Linked DNA regions of Mus musculus: regions 1 and 3 are each linked to region 2. Evidence: chromatin loops called from intact Hi-C (ENCODE). Cell type or tissue: gastrocnemius. All regions are shown on one strand. Links, peaks and the distances in the headings refer to the core of each region. The heading gives the core; the rest is flanking DNA.

Region 1 (7,223 bases), core at 822-5,821, 120 kb before region 2:
TTGGTCATCTGTAATCCAATCTGTAGTCATTGGGCAGGTAAAAGGAGAAAAAGCAGAAGTTCAGGGTCATCTTCTGCCACAATACCAAGTTCTAGGCCAGTCTGAGGTTCATGAGACTGTCTCAAAACAAATAAAAAAGGGTGAGAGAGAGAGAGAGAGAGAGAGGGAGAGAGGGAGAGAGAGAGAGAGTGTGTGTGAATATTGAGGCGGGGCTGAGGACAGATACCCATGCTCAGAAGAGGCCCTGCACTGCTAACATCCTCCCACCCCCATGCTGGTTTGCCTTAGTGGGGAGTCCTTGCTTTCCTGCCAGCTAATGGCTTCTCTCACCTGCTGCAGGTCAGTGGTGCTATGCAGGCATCCGCACAGCCAGAGTCAGCCTCTTCAACACCGTGGGGCTTGGAAACCACTCCAGAAAAACATGAAGGTAAGTCTGTGGAGTAACTCTAGAGCAATGTCCTGTGGTCTCCTGGTCAAGATGAAACTGCTGTAGTTACCATAGAAACCTGTTGTGTTAGCCCATGGACTCAGGAGGCTTTCTAGAAGGCCCCCACTAAGGTGTTAACTAGAGGACAGCTGGATTACTAGTTTCTGCCGGGCATGGTGGCGCACGCCTTTAATCCCAGCACTTGGGAGGCAGAGGCAGGCTGATTTCTGAGTTCGAGGCCAGCCTGGTCTACAAAGTGAGTTGCAGGACAGGCTGGTCTACACAGAGAAACCCTGTCTCGAAAAAACAAAAACAAAACAAAACTAGTTTCTGCTTCAATGATCTAGTACCGAAGTGTGGACTTTTATAACTGGAAAACAAGATTTCAGGATTCTTTTCCAAATCTAGTTGTGTTTGTTTGGTTGGTTGGTTGTTTTGTTGTTTTTGTTTTGTTTTACGCATTGTCTCCTTGTGTAGCCCTAACTGGCCTAGAACTCTCTATGTAGACCAGGCTGGCCGTGAATTTGCAGAGCTCCATTTGCCTGTGCCTTAGCAATGCTGAGATTAAAGGCATTGCACTCCCATGCCTGGTAATATTTCAGTTTTAAAAGTAATAAATATTTCACAGTTAATAAGTCACACATACTTATTATATGTATTGTAGAACTGTATTTATTTATTGGTTTTTGAGGCAGAGTCTCACGTAGCCCAGACTGTCCGGAAATTCACGAGGTTGCTGAGGATAGCTGAACTCTTGATCCTCCCCGCTCTGCCTCCTGAGTGCTTAGGTTACAGGTGTGCCCTGCCACACCCGGCTGTGCATCTATTGTAAATATGTTGTCAATCACATATGCATTAGAAATGACCTAAGTGGTGTGCATAGCTGCCCCTTCTGTTTTAAAACTGAGTATCTTTTATAGGCCGAAATGTTTTAGTAAATTAACAATAAAATGTACTTTGACAGCCAAGCAGTGAACTTGGGATGTGGAAAACAGGAAGGACACACGCTGGCTTGTGGAGGCTCAGTACCAGCCCTTGGCTTGGGGACACAGTTAGTGTCTGCAATGACTTGAAGTCAGTGCTGTCTGTCATGGGAAGGGTGTTAGGAGAGAGCGGCTCCAGAGGCCTCAGTGCAGATCTCTGTTTCCTGGGAGAGCAGTGGACAGTCGGTGGCTGCTTTTCATCCATGGCTTACAACCTGTGGGTTTCTTTTTCGCATCCTGTGATTGAGCCACCTTGGAGGAAGGCAGGAGTCCACCTGGCATCTTCCCCCATTCCCATCATGCCTTCTCTCCTGGAGATGCAGCTCCAGGTGCTGCCATTGGCCACGCCCAGCACAGCTGTACTTTGTCTCTGGCCTAGCACAGTATGCCTTGTTCTGGAGATAATGTGGGTTGCATGTGACATGTGTCCCCGTGGAGGGGAGTATGTTGTCCATGTGCCCTTAGTAAAACAGTGCCTCACTGTAAACTGAGTCCAGAGTGGTGGCACATGTCTTCTGTCTCAGCACTTCGGTAAAGGCAGGAAGATCAGGGTTTAGTGCCATCCTTGGCTACATAGGGAGTTCAAGGCTGGCCCAAGCTATATGAAACTCTGTCCAAAACAATTACAAAACAGGACAGTGAATGGTATTATTGAAAGAAAAAAAAACCACCTGTCTCAAAAAACAAAACCAAGAACAAAGCAAAATATAAACCATGATATTTAAAAAAAAAAACCCACTAAATTTCATTCTATAAAACCAATGTTTTAAAAATGCATTTGCATTTAGTAGCTCACTCGCTCTTGCTCTCTCTCTCTCTCTCTCTCTCTCTCTCTCTCTCTGGACCCCTATCGCTCAGGTTTTCTCACGCATGCTCTATTGCTGAGGATGAGTGTGGACTTCTGGTGTCCTGCTTCCACCTCCTGGGGCTGCAGCTGCAGGAGGACACCAGCACAGAGTGCTTACAGCACTTCTAAGTCAAATTGCTTATGACAAGGCTCATGGGGAGGGAGGTGACAGAGCCAGGGGTCTAGTTGGATAGGGGAATGACTGCCATGCTTTGCAGCATCTTAACATGCTTAAAGCTGTTAGCATTGATTGCCTAATAGCAGAGATCTTTCAGATATGTCTCCCAGAGAGAGGTGGCGGTGTTTGATATGATACATGACCACTGCACACTGTACACATGTGTTGAAGTATTACAGTTTGTCTCATAAGTACATATTATTCTGTCAACCTAAAAGAAAAATGTATTTTAAAAGTGAACATGGGGGGCTAGAGAGATGGCTCAGAGGTTAAGAGCACTGACTGTTCTTCCAAAGGTCCTGAGTTCAAATCCCAGCAACCACATGGTGGTTCACAACCTGATGCCCTCTTCTGGTGTGTCTGAAGACAGACAGCTACAGTATACTTAGATATAATAAATAAATCTTAAAAAAAAAGTGAACATGGTGGCACACACCTTTAATCCTAGCATTCAGGAGGCAGGCATATCTGTTAAGTTTGAGGCCAGCCTGGTTTACAGAGTGAGTTCTAGGACAGCGAGGGCTACACAGAGAAACCCTGACTCAAAAAACAAACAAAACAAAATAATAAGGTCCACATGGTGGCTCACACCTTTAATCCCAGCACTCTGAGCTCAGGCAGCCTGGTTTCCCTGGTAATTATGTCTTACTGATGCTGAGGAGTGGGGTTGTAGCTCAGTGAGAGCACCGGCTTGGCATGTGCACCATAAACAGCTGTAATGATGGACTAGACCATGGAGCTGCACAGCACGGGGACTGACCTGGTAAGGTGGAAACACAGAAGCCATGTGGAAGAGGATTTGCCAAGAGTGTTTTCTACATTAACATCAGCATTTCACACTTTCAGGTGGGCCAGGACAAGGGCCAAGCGTGGAAGGTCTGAACACCCCTGGAAAGGCTGCACCAGGTAATATGCTCAGGGCCCTGGGTCCATCTTTGATTCTGCATCTGTCTCAGTTCCTAAAGTGGTCCAACTTCCTGATAGAACCCGTTCCTGAGTTTTACCAGGCAAAGCTGCTTTTCCATGTAGCCACATCAACGGAAAATAACTAAACCTTCTGGTTATTTTCATCAGACTTGTCAGACTCCTCAGAGTTGGGAAACAGATGCAGAAGGAGTCTAAAGCAGAGCAATGGAGATAGAGTTCCCTGTGGGCATCCTCCCACCTGACTTCACACCTGGGCATCCTTCACACCTGACTTCACACCTGGGCATTCTTCACATCTGGGCATTCTTCACACCTGGGCATCCTTCACACCTGACTTCACACCTGGGCATCCGTCACACCTGACTTCACACATGGGGATCCTTCACAGCTGACGTCACACCTGGGCATTCTTCACACCTGGCCATCCTTCACACCTGACTTCACATCTGGGCATTCTTCAAACCTGGTCATTTTCACACCTGGCCATCCTTCACAACTGATTTCCCGAGCTAGTATATCCTCAGGGCTACAGTGGGGGATTTACATGCTTTTTCCCCAACCATAGAGGTGCGTGCCTCTGTGTGTGTGTGTGTGTGTGTGTGTGTGTGTGTGTGTGTATGTACACACATGTGTATTGGAGTGGAACCAGGGCTTTATGTATACTAAGCAAGGGCTCTACCGCTGAGCTCTACCCCCAGCCCAAGGTTTTATTCTTTCCAGGCCACTAAAACATAATTCTAAAACCAGGATGTATAACTGTTGACTGAAAATGATGCAGAAAGTGACAATTTAAAGAAGCTCTACACAGTGTGTATTTCTGTGACATTTTACAAATGTTGATAAGAAGGTCTTGGTGGAAAAGAGGTGGCTACTGAACGACAGGATGCTTCCTGTGTTTCAGAGGCTGATGGCAAGGTCTGTGCATTAGTCAGTAAGCACAGTGTAGCCCATGAGTTAGTGCCACGCAGTGCTGGGCTGCGATTTTAAGGAGCTGATTATACCTCAGTGGTTGAGCTCCTGCCTGTGCTGCAGCTGGCATTGATTGCCAGTGCCACAGAGCAGTGGTGGTGGTCATGACAATGAAGGGGTAAGGATATAATGGAGGAGGAGGAGGAGGAGGAGGAAGTGGAGAAAGATGAGGAGGGGGCTGGTGAGATGGCTCAGTGGGTAAGAGCACCCGACTGCTCTTCCGAAGGTCCAGAGTTCAAATCCCAGCAACCACATGGTGGCTCACAACCATCCACAACAAGATCTGACTCCCTCTTCTGGAGTGTCTGAAGACAGCTACAGTGTACTTACATATATTAATAAAATAAATCTTAAAAAAAAAAAAAAAAGAAAGATGAGGAGGAGATGGTGGCGGTGGCGGTGATGGTGGTGGTGGCCGTGGTGGTGTATGCAAGGGGTGCAGTAAAGAATGGCCATGAGTGCTCCACGGTTTGGTTAAGGGAAAGGTCTTATAAATAAGAACAAGAGAACACCCGAGACATCTGGAAGAGTCCAGAACAGCGTGGAAAAGAAACAGACTGGACATGGCCAGAGCTATCTGCAAGAAAAGGGAGACTCATGCACAGGGGGAGAGCAAAAGGCAAGAAAACCAGAGCCAGTCAGTGTATTGAGCCTGGGGTGGGGATAATACAGACGCAGGAGTCAGAGGGGAGATGGGGTAGAGGCTCAGAAATGTCTAACAGGTACTTGAGGAACTGAGGGAGCCTGGAGGCCCTACCTGGGCTTTCATATGCAGACACAGGTATATGTCAGTGGATGGGCCATGTGTCCCTTCTGCCAGAAGTAAGGAAAATGACTCCTTTTGGCATATGGGGATTAGTTTTATGCTGGCTTTTATCTGAACTCCAAAAATCCTGTAGTCCCATTTGAGCTCCTTTCTAGACATATGAACAGCCTGAGATCTTGAGACCTAACAGTGGTGGGGGAGGTGGTGGAGGTGGTGGTGATGGTGATGGTAGTGATGGTGGTGATAATGGTGATGGAGGTGGTGGTGACAGTGATGATGAAGATGACAATAAGAATGTGTGACAATAATTTGGTGACAGAGCACTTGCCTAACATGTATAAGGCCCTGTGATCTAACCCTAGCAACAAAAACACACACAAAGAAACTTAGAACCATGAACATAGTCCAGCAGTAGTGTGCTTGCTTATTATATTAGTATTTCTTAGGTTCTGGGTTCAGTCCCCAGCACCAAAATCTTTTTTTAAAGAAAGAATCAAAGACAAACAAGACACAGTTGTTACCTGGTCATTGGGGCATTGGAGTAGAAGAAAGGTTCTTGTCAGGAGTGGGACTTGTCACATCCTGGCACACACAGCACAGCCCTGGGATCCCTACTGTCCACAGACACTGTAGTCACCTCGTCAACTTTGTAAGGCTGTATAGAGGAATGGAACTGTCCACACTGGGGCCAGGGAGCTGTGGTATTTAATCAGGGTAGGTGTGATCTGAAGATTGAAGCTGGTAGGGTGCCAGGCTATCAATGTCACCCCCTGGCAGTCTCCATCTGGGAGCAAATGACAGAGGTTGCCAGAAACTGTCACTGAATGTAGCTGGAACCACAGCTGGACAGAGCTTAGATGGCATGTGGTGTGACAGTGCTTCCTGTGGCCGCACAGGGAGAGCAAACGGGGCTCAAGATGGGAGTAGAAACCAAGAGGTCACAAGCAGCAGAAAAGGGATCCAAAGAAACCACAGTAACAGGGCCAGAGAGATGGCACAGTGGGGAAGAGCACTGACTGCTCTTGCAGAGGACCCGAGTTCAGTTCCCAGGCTGAGCGCTCACAACCATCTGTGAGCCTGCTCTCAGACGGTCTGATGCCTCCCTCTGGCCCTTGTCAGTACCAAGCACACAGATGTACACAGGTTTGCATGCAGCCAGATGCCCCCTCTGCCGAGCAGTCCAGTAAGCATTGGAGGGCTGGACCCAGGCCCGCGCCCCTTCTCACCTGGTGGCAGCCATGCTTGAAGTTTTTGATGCATATAATTGAATAGGAGAGATGATTCCTTTTTAAAAAATATTGTATTGCATTTGATTTATCTGTGGAGGGATACGTATCCTGGCATGTGTGGAGGTCAGAGGACAGCTTGCGGGAGCCCACCACATGGGTCCCTGGGATCAAAGTCAGGTGACCAGGCTTGGCAGCAAGCCCCTCTCCTCCTGAACTATCTCACAGAAGAGCGTTTTTAAACTGCTGTGGAGAAGCGCCTCCCGGGAGCTCAGACTCCAGTGTGGTGTTGAGCAGAGAAGGCTGCTGTGACTCGGGGTGCAGCATGGCTTTTACCCCGACACTGCTGACAACGCCCCAGCCTGAGAACACGCAGACCTCAAACAAACAAGGCACATTTATACCACTCACTCCAGCAGGGGAGCCACTTATGGTTTCTACAGATCTGACTTGAATTTTTTTTTTTTAGCAGAGGTTTCATCGATTATAAAAAAGAAGCCAAATCAAGCAAAAAAAGGAGTAAGTATCATGTTATATAAAAACACACAGGAGTTTGGCTCTTGAACTAGAAATGTGCTTTCTCCTGTGTTTTTTTTTTAAATTAGGTATTTTCCTCGTTTACATTTTCAATGCTATCCCAAAGGTCCCCCATACCCCCCCCAATCCCCTACCCACCCACTCCCCCTTTTTGGCCCTGGCGTTCCCCTGTACTGGGGCATATAAAGTTTGCAAGTCCAATGGGCCTCTCTTTGCATGTGATGGCCGACTAGGCCATCTTTTGATACATATGCAGCTAAAGACAAGCGCTCCCGAGTACTGGTTAGTTCATAATGTTGTTGGTTTTTTTTAAAACTGGAGTAGATTCATTGTATATGGTACTGACTTTCATTAGCCAGAGTG
Region 2 (7,223 bases), core at 1,105-6,104:
ATGCAGTCCATTGTGTGGCGTGACTTCCCAGAATGCACTGATAAAACATAAAGACAGCGAGGAGATAGACAAATGATGGAGCCAGGAGGCCTGAGGACCATCTAAGCCCTCCTTCTGTGTGTGCAGCTTAACAAGATATTGTCAGACTTAAGCCTTCAATGGAGCTGGGCAGCGGTAGTGCATGCCTTTAATCCCAGCACTCAGGAGGTAGAGACAGGCAGATTTCTGAATTCGAGGCCAGCCTGGTCTACAAAATACTTCCAGGACAGCCAGGGCTACCCAGAGAAACCCTGTCTCAAAAAAAAAAAAAAAAACCAAAAGAACAAACACAAAAACAAAAATCCTTCAGTGGGAAGCCTCAATTCTAAAAATAGCATGTTATAACCAACAGTCATGACGTTAGTCATGAGGTAGTGAGCCATCTCAACAAGTGAGATATGAGCAGACCAAGCAGACACATGTGGATTTTGGCAGCTGAGTCTCATGCCAGCCACAGCACCCTCTGGGGTTACAGTTCCCTCAGGCTGTGCAGGGCATGGGGGCTACACACCTTTCTAATTCTAGTACTCAGGGGGCAGAGGCAGGCAGATCTCTATGAGTACAAGGCCAGCCTGGTCAATGAATTTAAATTCCAGCAGCACTTGGGAGAGCAGATCCACACCTGGCTTGGGCAGCACAGTGAGCTGGCCCTGGTGGCCCTGGGCTCAGAGAGCTGCCCTAAGGGTGTAGGAGCAGGAAATCTGGCTCATCTCCTTGCTGGCTTCGGTCTTAGGTGAGCTAGCTGGGGCATGTCAGGAGAGCTGGCCCTGGTGGTGTGGATGCTGGAGAGCTGTTGGGCAAACCAACTCAGCTCCCAACCAGATCCGGAGCCAGGGCTCTGAGCTGTCCCGTTCCAGCATCCCTCCTATCTGCGAACCGCTGGGGCTTGTGAAGGGGCTGATCCTGGTCCTGCAGAACCAAAGCTGCAGGATCCCCACGACACAGGTGAGGATCCAGTACTGATAGTGGAGCAGATCGCTTCCCAGCCTTTTGATTAAGATCAAGGGTGGATAGTGGAGCAGAACCCAGAGGCCTCGGACCAGACCGATGACTCAATTGCAATAAACATTTGCAAGTGAACCTGTTTGGTATACCGTGTGACACACCACAGCCTCCTCAGTGAGATGTTTTTTTTAAAGATGTATTTATTTTATACATATGAGTACACCACCACTGCTCTCTTCAGGCACACCAGAAGAGGGTACCAGACTCCATTACAGATGGTTGTGAGCCACCATGTGGTTGTTGGGAATTGAACTCAGGACCTCTGGAAGAGCAGTTGGTATTCTTAACCACTGAGCCATCTCTCCAGCCTGAGATGTTTATTTTTATTGGGGGGGGGGCACGGAGAGAGGTTGCAAGAGTGGAGGGCTGATATAAAGGGGTGGGAGAAGAGTGTGACTGGGGTATATGATATGAGCCTTTAATCCCAGCACATGGGAGGCAGAGGCAGGTGGATTTCTAAGTTCAAGGTCAGCTTGGTCTACAGAATGAGTTCCAGGACAACCAGGGTTATACAGAGAAACCCTGTCTCGAAACCTCCCCAACCCCCACCCCACCCCAAATATCAGAACAAACAAAAAAATTCATCTATCTTTGAACTGCCTATAAGAAGAAGCAAAGGAGTCTTATAAGCCAAGAAAGGAATCACTCAGACACTTGGATTTGAGGTAAAATTAAGGAGGTTAGAGTTGGCCATGGTGGCACTCAGCTTCAGTCTCTGCTCAGGCAGGAAGATTGCAAGTTTAAGGTCAGCAGGAAGGGAAGTGGGCAGGGATAAAAAGGAACAGCCAGGCATGGTGGTGTACTCCTGAAATCGCAGCACTTGCGAGATGAAGGCCGACGAGAGGTTTAAGTAGACACCCAGCGTGGATGTAGAAACTGTATCGTTTCACTGTTTGCTCTGTTTAGCAAAGAGGCTGACTTCTATCACAGTGACAGTAACCTCCTCTCCCACCTCCCTTCCCCAGGGGCAGATGCCCATCTCCACGAAGAGACAGTCATGCATGCGTGCTTGCGTGTGTCCGTGGTTCATTCTGTTGTGCCATGGTCTTGCCCATTTGGCCAGTTTCCTCTTTCTTTGTGTTTTCCTCCCATTCTGACAAGTTCTTTATCTGCAAACGGAACTACTTCCCATGAAAAGCTTGACTACCCAGAGCAACTGACCCGAGCAGGAGCTGCGCACCCTGGAGCTGGGTACGCTTACAGTTGGCTTTGTAGTAGTTTTGTTTTTGTGGCTCAGGGTGGCCTCAAGCTTATTGTATAGTCAAAGATGTCTGGTTTCCTTATTCCCCTGCCTCTCCCACATCCCCAAGTGCTAGGATTCCAGGCACGCACCAACTATACCTATTTTATGGAGGAATAAGGTTCAAACCCAGAGCTTCATGCATGCTAGGCAAACATTCTACAAACTGGCCCACATGCCTGGATCTACTGTTGGCCTTTGTAACCAAAGATTCCTCGTTTATGGGTTCAGCCAAACCCATATCAAAAACATACAAGGCAGGGCTGTTGAGATCGTAATAAAGATTTCAACTCTGACCTCTCTGATGATAACATAAGACTTGTGCGTTCTCAGCTGCATCAGGGACCCAAAATCCCAACCTGGAACTACCACCAAGAAGTCCTAGGTCTCAACTGGGTATGGTGACATAGACCTGTAATCCTGTAATCTTAGCACCCAGAAAGTGAAGGCAGGAGAACCCTAAATTCAAAGTCATTCTCAGATACATATCAAGGCTGAGACCAGCCCAGAATACACAAGACCCTTTCTCAGAAGGGGCCGACAAGAGGGGTCCCAGGACTCATGGAGGGGATGAAACTACACAGCATCATTTTGCATGTTGCAAATGTCTACAACTTGCAATGGTTTCAACGAGCAGAGCAGGCATGGACATCATAGACTTGTGTCTACCTGGGTATGTCAGAGAAGTTGGGCTGGATTCTTCCCCTAAGGAGGTGGGATTTCGCTGTGTAGCCCTGGCTGTCCTCGAACTCAGGTATCTGTCTCTACCTCCCCAGTGCTGGGATTAAAGGGGTGCGGCACCACTTCCGGCTGCAACTTTAGTGTTCTAAGACTAATTTACAGAGAATTGCATGTGGGGTCTGTTAGTCCATACTGGAGACAGATGAGAACCTGGGGTGTTCTAGGCCTAGTCAGAAATCAGGTTGCCAGCGGAGCTATCCAATGCCACTCCCAGCTGCGGCAGTCTATGAAGACCTGGCTTTCACCACAAACCTCAGAGCACCCAGGGAGAGCATGGGAGAGACAGGGTCACGGCTTTGTGCCAAAATTCCCCCCTCACCCCCGAGCTAGATAGACTTACACCCTCTGGGCAGTGCTTTCAGACATCCCGGGGACGTCTTGTTTGTAGAAGCGACATAGGAGATCAGAAATAGAGGCTGTTCTAGTAAAATGGACTGGGCAGCGCCACCTGTTGCCAGTCTAAGCGTATAACTGAAAAGAGAAGGAACTGTGGAGATCGTCTAGGATTTAATTGAACCAGGCTGATGATCTCCATGGCTCCTTTTTACTTCTGGTTCGTAATACTTATTTTCAGTTTGTGATGACCCGAAACACAGCTATCTGGACGCCCACTGCTGCCGCTATTCATGGGGTGTAAAGCGCCGGCGCGTCCCACCCCCCAAAGTAGGGAGTCTCACCCTTAGCCCTCCTAAATTCCCCCTACCTGGGAACCACAGCTAAACTGTAGCTCTGGGTTCCATCACCCTTTGAACACGCCAGGGACTATTTCCTACAGAGAAGGATGCTCAGAGGTAATATTGTCCAGTCGCTGCTGTTTTGGACTGAGATTCTACAGGAAGCTTCAACAAACCAAACCAAAGCGCAAACCTCTCAAGATAAATGCCTCTTAATCCAAGGTTCGTAGCACCCAAACGGAGGGTCCAGTTCCTTGGGGCTCCGAGGCTGCGGGGGATGTGATAGGACGTCCCCACCCCCACCCTGTTTTAACTCCGCTAGGAAAACCACCTTGAAAATAGCAATTTGCTTTTGCTCCTCCTTCTGCTTCCTTTGGCTCTTTCCTGCCTGTAGAGTCCACCTCCTCTGCCCAGCCAGTCTCTTCGTATGTTCTGTTTTACAGAACGAGATGCTGCCCAACTCGTGGATATCACAGTCTTCAAAGCATCCTAGCAGGCAGCACACAGCTGCCAAAGCTACACAGCAAAGACGGAATGGTGGAAAGTAAAGAAGGGAATAGAAGGCAGGGAAGTAGTAAGGGAGGGAGGGGAGGAAAGACAGGGAGAACAGCCGCAGACTGTAATCTGAGATATCTGTGACACAGGCACCCCTCCTCCCACCATTCTGGATGTGATAACCCATTGCAGAAGTGGTCCTGATGTTGCACCTCATTACTAGGGTTGTAGTAGTCTACAGTGTCCAGACAGCTTTCTTGAGCTCAGCACAAAATGAAGGACTCCTGGGCTGGAGAGATGATGGCTCAGGGGTTAAAAGCACTGACTGCTCTTCCCAGCAACCACATGGTGGCTCATAACCATCTGTAATGGGGATCTGATGCCCTCTTCTGGTGTGTCTGAAGACAGTGACAGTGTACTCGCATACATGAAATAAATAAATCTTAAAACAAAACAAAACAAGGACTCCCTTTTCTTTGCTGGACTTCTTCTCTGCCTGATCTGGAGAGCCCAATCTACACTCTACCTGGGGAATGTAACTGTAATTACGGGGAAATTACAGGTTCAACTCCCTGGAACCCCTCTCCATGAAAATGAGAAACCTTAAGCCTCAGCCAGTGAAACTTCACCCTAAGAAGAAGCCCTTCCCACTCTTTAAGGTTCATATCGCCCTGGTTTACCCCAAATAAAGTATAGGAGTACAAGCTCACCCATTGGTTTGTGCACAAGCTAAAACTGTTTCAAGAGCTGTTTCATTGAAGACTGTAAGAGAAGGCCTACACACACACACACACACACACACACACACAAAACACACATACACACACACACTCCCAGCTGGACCAGGATCCTGCAGAGCCCACCTGGTGTACAGTGACATCTGGACATCCTGAAAAAGAGAAAACAGAGGAGATGAACCACAGCTGGACCCCAACATATATACCACACCCTCTGGCGTATCTGTCTGGAAAGTAAAGGAACTCATTAAAACCTACCAATTCCTGAGCTGGAAAACCATAAATCCCTGGGCTTGCCTTTAAAGCCCCACTCTGGAAATTTCCACCCTGGAAAACTCTACCCCCGAGAAACCCTGTATACATCTGTCTCTTGCTCAGCTCTTTGGGGCTTTTCATGTAAGCAGAGGCAGCCACCCTCTGGGTCTTTTCTGATAAATCTCTGTATAAGGTTCCTTGTATGGTGTGACCATATGATATTCCTTGGCTCTGGAATGCCAGGATACATTCCCCCATCAGAGCTTCAGTCTTTCCACTGGGGAAGCCTTTCCCCTCAGAGCTGTAACACACTGTCCTCCTTACACAGGCCCAGACCCTCTTCCCCAACACAGAAGAAAATAAATAAATGTCATTTTTAAAAAGTTTGCTTGGGGGAAGAGGAGGGGCTAGTGAGATGGCTCAGTAGTTAAGAGTACTGACTGCTCTTCTGGAGGTCCTAAGTTCAAATTCCAGCAACCACATGGTGGCTCACAACCACCCATCATGAGATCTGACACCCTCTTCTGGTGTGTCTGAAGACAGCTACAGTGTACTTAGATATAATAAATAAATAGACCTTTTTAAAAAAAAGTTTGCTGGAGGTTGGTGACTCATGCCTTTTAAAAATCCCAGCACTGGGAAGGCAGAGGCAGATGGGTCTCTGAGTTCTAGGCCAGCCTGGTCTACTGTGTAAGTTCTAGGCCAGCCTGGTCTACAAAGTAAATTCCAGGACAGACTACACAGAGAAACCCTGTCTGAAAAAAATAAAATAACTTTCTGTGTCTGTGGGGTGAAACCCACAAAGATGATAACAATTTTTCAGACAGAGCAACTCTTTCATGCATGAAGGAGTGGACATCTGGGCTGGAGTAGGGAATTATCAGGAGGAGGACTCACTTGAGGGCAGGGTTGGAAGCTGGGGGCAGATATGGACTCCCAGGAGCTCCTTATTCAAGCCTTGAGCAACCACTGCAGCCAAGGCTCTAGTCCAGCCCAATGCACAAAGGACAGGCTTCTTGGAAGGATGCTCACTGGGCAGTGGTGGTGCACGCCTTTCATCCCAGCACTTGGGAGGCAGAAGCAGGTGGATTTCTGAGTTTGAGACCAGCTTGGTCTACAGAGTGAGTTCCAGGACAGCCAGGGCTATACAGAGACACCTTGTCTTGAAATAAACCAAAAAAGAAAGAAAGGAAGAAAAGAAAAGAAAGGAAGAAAAGAATCACGGGTGTTTTCTGAAGAGCTCCAGCTTGAGTCCCCAGTGCATCAGCTCAGCATATGCTGAGGTGGCTCATCTAGCTCCTTTCATGAGCAGCCTTCTGGGCTGTTGGGATCTCTTCGTTTTGGAAATATCACTGCTTCCAGGAGTTCTGACTACCTGTGTAAGTGTGTTTCAAGAGGTGGGGCCAGAGCAGTGCCCTTAGCATCTAGGTGGTAAATCTGGCTGCCCTGGATACACAGAATGGCCAGCAATGGAGTGGGGGTGGGGATAGGTGAGTGTACTGGTTTGTGTGTCAACTGGACACAAGCTGGAGTCATCAGCAAAAGGAGCCTTGGTTGAATAAATGCCTCCATGAGATCCAGCTGTGAGGCATTTTCTCAATTAGTGATCAATGCAGGAGGGCCCAGCCCATAGTGGGCGGGGCCATCCCTAAGCTAGTAGTAATCCTATAAGAGTTCTATAAGAAAGCAGGCTGATCAAACCACAGGAAGCAAGCCAGTAAGCAGCACCCTCCATGGCCTCTGCATCAGCTCCTGTCACCAGGATCCTGCCCTGTGTGAGTTCCTATTCTGACTTCCTTCAATAACGAACAGCAATATGGAAGCGTACGCCAAACCCTTTCCTCCCTAACTTGCTTTTTGGTCTCAGTGTTTCAGCGCAGCAATAGAAATCCACTGACTGCCGGTTGTGGTGGCGCACACCTTTAATCCCAGCACACAGGAGGCAGAGGCAGGCAGATTTCTGAGTTCGAGGCCAGCCTGGTCTACAAAGTGAGTTCCAGGACAGCCAGGGCTATACAGAGAAACCCTGTCTCAAAA
Region 3 (7,223 bases), core at 1,004-6,003, 100 kb before region 2:
TGTTTCTGTGTGGACTATCTTCTGTGGAGTCTTATTTCTGTGTGGACTAGTGTCTGTAGAGTCTTCTTTCTGTGTGGACCATCTTTTTTGATATCCTGTTTTTGTGTGGACTGTCTTCTGTAGTGATTGTTTCTGTGTGGAGTATCTTCTATAGAGTCTTGGTTTTATGTATACTGTCTTCTGTGGAGTCTTGTTTCTGAATAGACTGTCTTCTATGCTGCTTGTTCCCGTGTGGATTGACCCCTGTGATGTTCTGTTTCTGTGTGGACTGTCTTCCCTGGAGTCTTGTTTCTGTGTGGACGGCCTCCTGTAAAATCGTATTTCTGTGTGGAGTGTCTTCCATGGAATCTTGCTTTTGTGTGGAGTGTCTTCCATGGAATCTTGCTTTTGTGTGGACTGTCTTCCATGGAGCCTTGTTGGTGTGTGGAATGTCTCCTGTAAAACCTTGTTTCTGTATGGAGTGTCTCCTGTGGTGTCTTCTTTCTGTGTGGATTGTCTTATATGATATTTTGGTTTTGTGTGAACTATCTTCTGTGGTGATTGTTTCTGTGTGGAGTATCTTCTATGGAGTCTTGGTTTTATGTAGACTGTCTTCTGCAGAGTCTTGTTTCTGTATGGACTGTCTTCTCCACTGCTTGTTTCTGTGTGGACTGTCTCCTGTGATGTTTTGTTCCTGTGTGGAGTGTCCTCTATGAAGTCTTGTTTCTCTGTGAACTGTCTTCTATGTTGCTTGTTTCTGTGTGGGCTGTCTCCTGTAATGTCCTGTTTCTGTGTGGGCTGTCTTCTGGAATGTCCTGTTTCTCTGTGGACTTTCTTTTGTGGTGATTGTTTCTGTGTGGAGTATCTTCTGTAAAGACTGTTTCTGTATGGACTGTCCTCCCTAGAGTCTTGGTTCTGTGAGGACTGTCTTCTGTGGAGTCTTGGTTCTGTGTAGACCATCTTTGGCGATGTCCTGTTTCTGTGTGAACTATCTTCTGTGGTGCTTGTTTCTGTGTAGTCTGTCTCCTGTGATGTTTTGTTTCTGTGTGGACTGTCTTCAGTGGTGTCCTGTTTCTGTGTGGACTGTCTCCTGTGGAATCTTGTTTCTTTGTAGACTCTCTTCCATAGAGTCTTGTTTCTACATGGATTGTCTTCTGAGCGTCTCTTGTCTTCATGTGTTTTTTATCTGCTTTAGCTGGAATTGTAGTCCGATGTATAATGAGGGAAATAACCCTATTTTGTGAGGTTCGTTCAAGGTTCAACTTAGATGACATTTATTGAAATTCTGACAACAGTACCTGGAGCACAGTAGGCGTTCAATCAGTGTGACCAGCACACAGTGGGTGCTTGGCCAGTGTAACTTGTTCCCATTAGTGCTAATGATGGTTTGCTGAGTGAAACTTAGAGGGTAAGCCCAGATGGTTCAAAGTTGTTATTTCCCTGTTCAGCTCTCAGAACACCAGGGGCAGCACTAACCTGTGTAGACAGACTTTCTCTATCATAGGAACAGAGAATTGACTTGAATTTCTCTCTTTTCATTGGTTTCTGACCTGGACAGAGGCAGGTTAGCTTGGCTGTTGGAAAGCCTGTGCTGCTGGGGCTTGAGGTAAAGTCAGAAGCCTGGTGCCAACAAGAGCCTTGAGAAGCGCCCACGCCCTCCTTTGTGTGGTCAGGTGGTTGGAGAGGCAGGACACAGGGAGAGTAGCATGGGATGCTGGCTACACCCACCTTCCATGTGCCATTAGGATTCACTGAAAACACATTGATACAAGGGCTTGGCTTGTAGCTTGTGGGTAGAGGCTTTGCCAGCCATGCAGGAAGCCTCTGGGAAAGAGTGATTTACTTGGGAACCCAATTGGCAACTTTGTTGCCTTTCTCCAGGACGTCATGTGATTGACCACCGTCAGTGCTGTACAGCGCTGTACTGTCTCACCCCTTGGAGCAAGTGAGGGTGCTGTTCTGGAAGCTGAGGTTTCTAGTGATTATGAAGTTACAGTTGAGGGGTCATTGGAGCAGGCGGCAGGCCCGGCACTGTCACACTGCAAAGCTAAAGGCCTTGGCAGTGCCTCATCCTGGCTGGCTACGCTGCCTGCTTCTGAGCATCTGACAGCCCAACCTTAACAGAGAGGAGAGCATCCCTGAGAGCCAGGACAGTCCCATGTCAGGAGTACTAAGAGGACCTCACCATGGTCTTCATAGCTCTTCTGTTGTCTCCAGAGGGTCTGGTGCCACAGTTTGATCAGGTAGTGATGCTAAAGACACCTGATGTTTCACCGTTGGTTTGCTAAGGAAAACGATACTAAGAGAGTTAAAGAAAAAAGACACCTGCCGGGTCAGAGCTAACCCAAGAAATCCCATGTCTTGTTACAAGAAGCAAAGATCAAAACCAGCTATAGTTTCCCGAGAAAGACATTGTCTTCCCTGCTACGCCACAGGAGTCACCTTTGCCTCAGGTTCTAACAGGGCCTTTTTGGTGAGGGGTCCTGGCACTGTCCAGGGCTTTGGGAAGCAGATGGTAGGTGGATTGTCACTTCCCACGGCAGTGGCATCACTTGCTGCATACCGCTGTTCCTGCTGCTGCAGGCAGAGCAAGGGCAGTGTGCACACACCTTCCAAATAAGAGTACAGCTGGCAGTGCTCACACTATGGCGGGCTGGTGGGATGGCTCAGCAGGTTAAGGTGCTTGCTGTGCAGGCTGATAACCTGAGTCCAATCCCCAGGAGAGAGGTGACTCCACAAGTTGTCTTCTGATCTATAACACACAGAGAGAGACAGAGACAGATACACACACTCACACACATACACACCATGACATATATATACCCCCAACTGCACCCCCCCCAGAACATGTGTACACACAATAATAATAAAATAGTTGGGTTTCTCTGTGTAGCCCTGGCTGTCCTGGAACTCACTCTCTAGACCAAACTCAGAGATCTACCTCCTGTGTGCTGGGATTCAAGGTGTGTGCCACCATGCCCAGCCTAATAAATGTTTCCTTTTTTCAGTGTTTTTAGATTTGTTTGTTTATGAATGCTCTGTCTGCATGTACACCTGCGAGCCAGAAGAGGGCATCAGATCCCATTACAAATGGTTATAAACCACCATGTGGTTGCTGGAAATTGAATTCAGGACCTCTGGAAGAGCAGTCAGTGCTCTTAACCACTGAGCCATCTCTCTAGCACCTAATAAATGGTTTTAAAGCTAAAGACCTTGGCTGGATAGGTAGTGACTATCCATTTAAATGCTCTCAGAAGTGTGATACATAAAGACACCTACAGGAAATTATTTGAAATGCAACTAATGATTATATGTTTATGAAATCAACTTTAGATATAGTTTCATTTTTTAATTAAAAAGAATTAATTGGATGTATGCTGTCTATCTATATGTGGGAGTTTGCGTGTTCTTGCAGAGGTGCCTTCCAAGGTCAAAAGAGGGCACCTGGAGGTGGAGTTATCGGTGGTAGCTCCCATATGTTCTTCTTAAACAACACGGATAAGGAGGACTATCCTCCTGCACTGGTGTGTCCCAGGGAAGTGTCCTCTGATGTCAGGCTGAGGGAGGACCCTGTGGGGAGGTAAGAGAGACCTGAGCTTGTGTTTGAGAGACTGGAAAGCCCTTGTCTGGAGCTGAAGCAGGAGTTACAGTCTCCAGACTGCCTGTGATTTCAATGCAAGGCCACAGTGTTTGAAGCTGGGCTAAAAGGGTGTGCTTTCCCCGGCAGTGTTTCGTCCTTGCGACTGGCCTACAAGGATCTGGAAATCAGCAGGAAGAAAGATGAAAGACTGAACCTGAGTGGCCAGAAGAAGGTGGAAGCCGAGCGGCTGGGCATGGGCTTTGGAAGCTGCAGGAGGTAGGGTCTGCAGGGCCCGGGGCAGTCTGCTCACAGTGAAGGGTCGGCCCCGGGGCTCATTTCCTCAGTACTCTCCACTTCCTCGCCATTTGCTTTGCTGAGCTATTTAGTACAGTATGGCGAAGGCTGGAGCTTCATGGGTGCAGCGTGCACCAAGCCCTGGGCTGGAGACCAAGGCTGGGGATCCACTCAAGGCCATTCTGCGCCCAAGGGTGCTTGTTGCCTCAAAACAACCAATCAATAGGGAATGGGTTGAAGCTTAGTGGCTTGTCCCTCAAATCCTAGCTCTCAGGAGGCAGAGGCAGGAAGATCAGGAACTTTAAGGCCAGCCTAGGCTATATAGCAAGGCTAACCTAGGCTATATGAGACAGGGTTTTGTGTGTGTGTGTGTGTGTGTGTGTGTGTGTGTGTGTATGCGCGCACAAGTGCGTGTGTGGTGGTGACAAGTGGCACACATGGTTCTTGGAGAGAATAAAATAGGTGTGAGTCTCCATGAAGTGTGCACCGGATTGTTCGCCACGGGCACACTCTTTGCATGCGGCTATCTTCCTGGCAGCCCAGCCCTCACAATGGCTTCCAGTTTCCAAAGTTCAAACTGAGCTCCCAGCCCTCCTGGTCTTCTTGTGTTTGTTCAGAGTGTGCTCAAAAGATCCTTTCATTTGGTAGGACGGAAAGCCTTTAGGAAGCCAGTGATGTAATAATTCCTGTTTTACTCTGTCCTTTCAAGTGGCATCTCCCACTCGGTGACTTCAGACATGCAGACCATTGAGCAGGAGTCGCCCACACTGGCAAAGCCGAGGAGGAAGTACCAGGAGGACCCAGAGGACTCGTACTTCAGCTCCAGCTCCAAGTGGTCTGAGCAGAGCAGCAGGTATGGGGGTGTTAAAGATCGGCCTTGGGAGCCAGGACAGACCGGTGCCTGGCACCATCTGAGAGCTCTGGCTGACAAGCGTCTGTGTGCTGCCGGAACAAAGGCTGGGGAAACAGTGTAGGGAGCCATGCTTACAGCTAGGAAAATGTTTGTTGATACAGTTAAAAACTGAGGTCTAAAATTAGAGATAGGCAAGGTGTGCTGTGTACTGTGAGAAGTGAAGAGGTCTGTCTCCAGGGCAAGGGCTGGAGTACGCCCCGACCCTCAGCAGCTTCTGTGGTAGAACACTGGCTTCTGGAAGCTGCCATCAAATCCAGTATGAATGGCATTTGTATATGAGTCTATTCATGAAAGCCATGACTGTTCTGAGGGGAACCCATGGAACTAGGACAGCCTGGTCCTGTCCTTTTGTGTCTACAGTCTGCTGGGGCAAAACCTGTGACTGGCATAAGGCTGATTGCAGTTGAGGACAAGTGTCAACTTGAATAGAGTCGTGTTGTCAGGGTCACCCAGAAGCTGACTTTACAGGAAATTGGGATGGTTTTGGCATAGCATGTAGGAACAGAAAGCTGGAGCCCGGGTTGAGTGCCGGCCATGCCACATAGGAACCACATAGCAATGACCAACAGTCACTAAAGTGCTCCATGCTGCAGCTTCCTTGTCTAAGTGAAGAGTCCTGGTGGTGCCTGCCTTTTGGGATCCATAGGGAGAACTGAGGCACCGCAGAGTACAATGCTCTTCTGCTGTCCGGCTTCTCCTGTAGCTTGTGAACTCAGCCAGGCATGTGGCTCTGTGATTGGGCAGCTGGGCGGTGCATTAACAATTCAGGACCCTTTCACAGCCAGAGTTGGTGAGGATAGGACACCTCTATCAGTAACCGTGCTGCCACAGTCACACAGCCATCCTGGTGTCACAGGGCCAGCAGACACGGATTGGGTAGGTAGAATCGTCATAGGTTATGGTATCTATCATCAACTGTGAAAGGGTTCACTTTCCTATCCAGGCTCCTGTGCACTGCACAGACAGCTCTTTCCCTGATTTTAAGCACAGCTCAAAGTTACTTGAGTCTCAATATTTTAGAAAGATAGCTGACGGATCCATGGCTCCTTGTTGGCCTGGCCAGAGGCTGCCTGCCCCTCTCTAACCTGCCTATGCCTCAGCAGCATACATGGCTCTGTCTATACAGTGCCAGCTGAGAAAAAGGAAGTACATCTCATGGAGGAGAAATTCAAGTTTGTGATCGGACCTGGAAACCACACATCAGATCCTTTCACGTTTGGTTTTAACGAGGGCAGGACTGGGGCTGAAGAACCTCGCCTCTCCCCACCTCTTGGTGACTTCCCTGCTCCGTAGTGATGCCTGTAGAGGGTGGTGTAGAGAGCCAGTTCTGTGCTTGGATAGCAGGGCTGGTGAGAGAAAGGGTTCTGGGTACGGTCTCCAGCTGAGTGGAACATTTCCCATCACCACAATCTCAGGTCACAGAGGAAGGAACTCGAGCGGGGCCTTGGAGCCTTCAGAAACATCTTGACTCATTTAAAAGGGTCAGTGCCAAAGGCTTAAAAGCCTCTGTGCCAGGGTCAGCTCCTCAGTGTGAAACCTGAGGGCAAATGGTGTTCAGATGGAGAACAGGGAGACTTTGATGCTGGGTGGGTGGTGAGCTGGGCTGAAGGGCACTGGAGTGACCTGTGCAGGTCCCCTATAACAGGATACTGTCTGTGTTCAGGGTCAACCTTTATATATGCCTTGGAGCCTCCAGAAACCTCTCTCTTCCTTGGCTCGATCAGAAGGGTCAGCCACAAAGGCCGCTGTGCCAGGGACCCATTTCAGTTTGAAACCTGGGGGTAAATGGCGTAGAGCAGAGAGATTTTGGTGCCGTGTGGATGGTGAGCTGTGGGTTGTCTAGGGACAGAATCATCCCTCTAGTTCCCTTGATGACCACAGTGACATAGCAGGGTTGAGTGAGGTGCTTTGGCACCAGAGGTGAAGCAAACACACTCTGAAAGCCAGCATATCTGTGCCATAGAGTGCTTTTACTGCTTCCAAATTATTCATCAGCCATTAGAACTTGCATATTGTGAATTATGAAAGAGTGCTGCTGTTTCTATTAAGCAAGGGGGACATATCCTTGCATGGTGTTCGTAGTGTTCTTTCCAGACTGAAAATGATGCATTATTGTAGTAGTGCATTCAGAATAATGAGAACGACTGCCTTGCTGAGCCCCATGGAGTCCAAATGGCTTTTGGTGGGGGATGTGACAGACAGCAGGGCAATGTGCTGTTAGGGGCTTTGACAGGAACTGCAGGGGTGCGTTCAGAGGGGAGGAAGATGCAGGGTGAGGGCCAGCATGAAGGAAAAGCTCGTGGAGAAGAAGGGCCCAGAAATCAAAGCCCATGCTGGGTGAAGGTCAGTGGCGGGGAGAGCTGCTGGGTCCTGGCATGAGACTGATGCCTGGGCAGACTGGCTGGCGTAGAGCGTTGTCTGTGAGTGACTGGGGACCCCCCATAGGGTACCAGAGCA

What was found. Peaks named below come from ENCODE experiments on the same cell type or tissue, not always from the same donor. Only the 100,000 strongest peaks of a DNase experiment are listed, where the experiment ranks them.
Region 1: a loop joins it to region 2, with 2.8 times the contacts of the local background. A loop is called at or near these places in 14 of 42 quality-filtered maps.
Region 3: a loop joins it to region 2, with 4 times the contacts of the local background. A loop is called at or near these places in 16 of 42 quality-filtered maps.

The regions. Positions count from the first base shown.
Region 1 is chr15:83,323,723-83,330,945 of GRCm38, reverse strand. Arfgap3 (ADP-ribosylation factor GTPase activating protein 3) reads left to right here. Exons shown (of 16, transcript NM_001357756.1): 6 at 340-427; 7 at 3,282-3,341; 8 at 6,793-6,842. Among named protein-coding and RNA genes, the nearest start is that of Gm51290, 15 kb to the left of the region's middle. In gastrocnemius, for the core only: no CTCF peak of the experiment used is centred there; no DNase peak of the experiment used is centred there.
Region 2 is chr15:83,206,637-83,213,859 of GRCm38, reverse strand. No RefSeq gene overlaps it. Among named protein-coding and RNA genes, the nearest start is that of Cyb5r3, 38 kb to the right of the region's middle. In gastrocnemius, for the core only: CTCF peaks have their summits at 3,479 (motif pointing left) and 4,571 (motif pointing left); a DNase peak (open chromatin) is centred at 3,452; H3K4me3 peaks cover 858 bases; H3K27ac peaks cover 737 bases.
Region 3 is chr15:83,310,952-83,318,174 of GRCm38, reverse strand. It overlaps Arfgap3 (ADP-ribosylation factor GTPase activating protein 3), which reads left to right. Exons shown (of 16, transcript NM_001357756.1): 10 at 3,707-3,835; 11 at 4,563-4,706. Among named protein-coding and RNA genes, the nearest start is that of Gm32788, 18 kb to the right of the region's middle. In gastrocnemius, for the core only: a CTCF peak has its summit at 3,033 (motif pointing right); no DNase peak of the experiment used is centred there.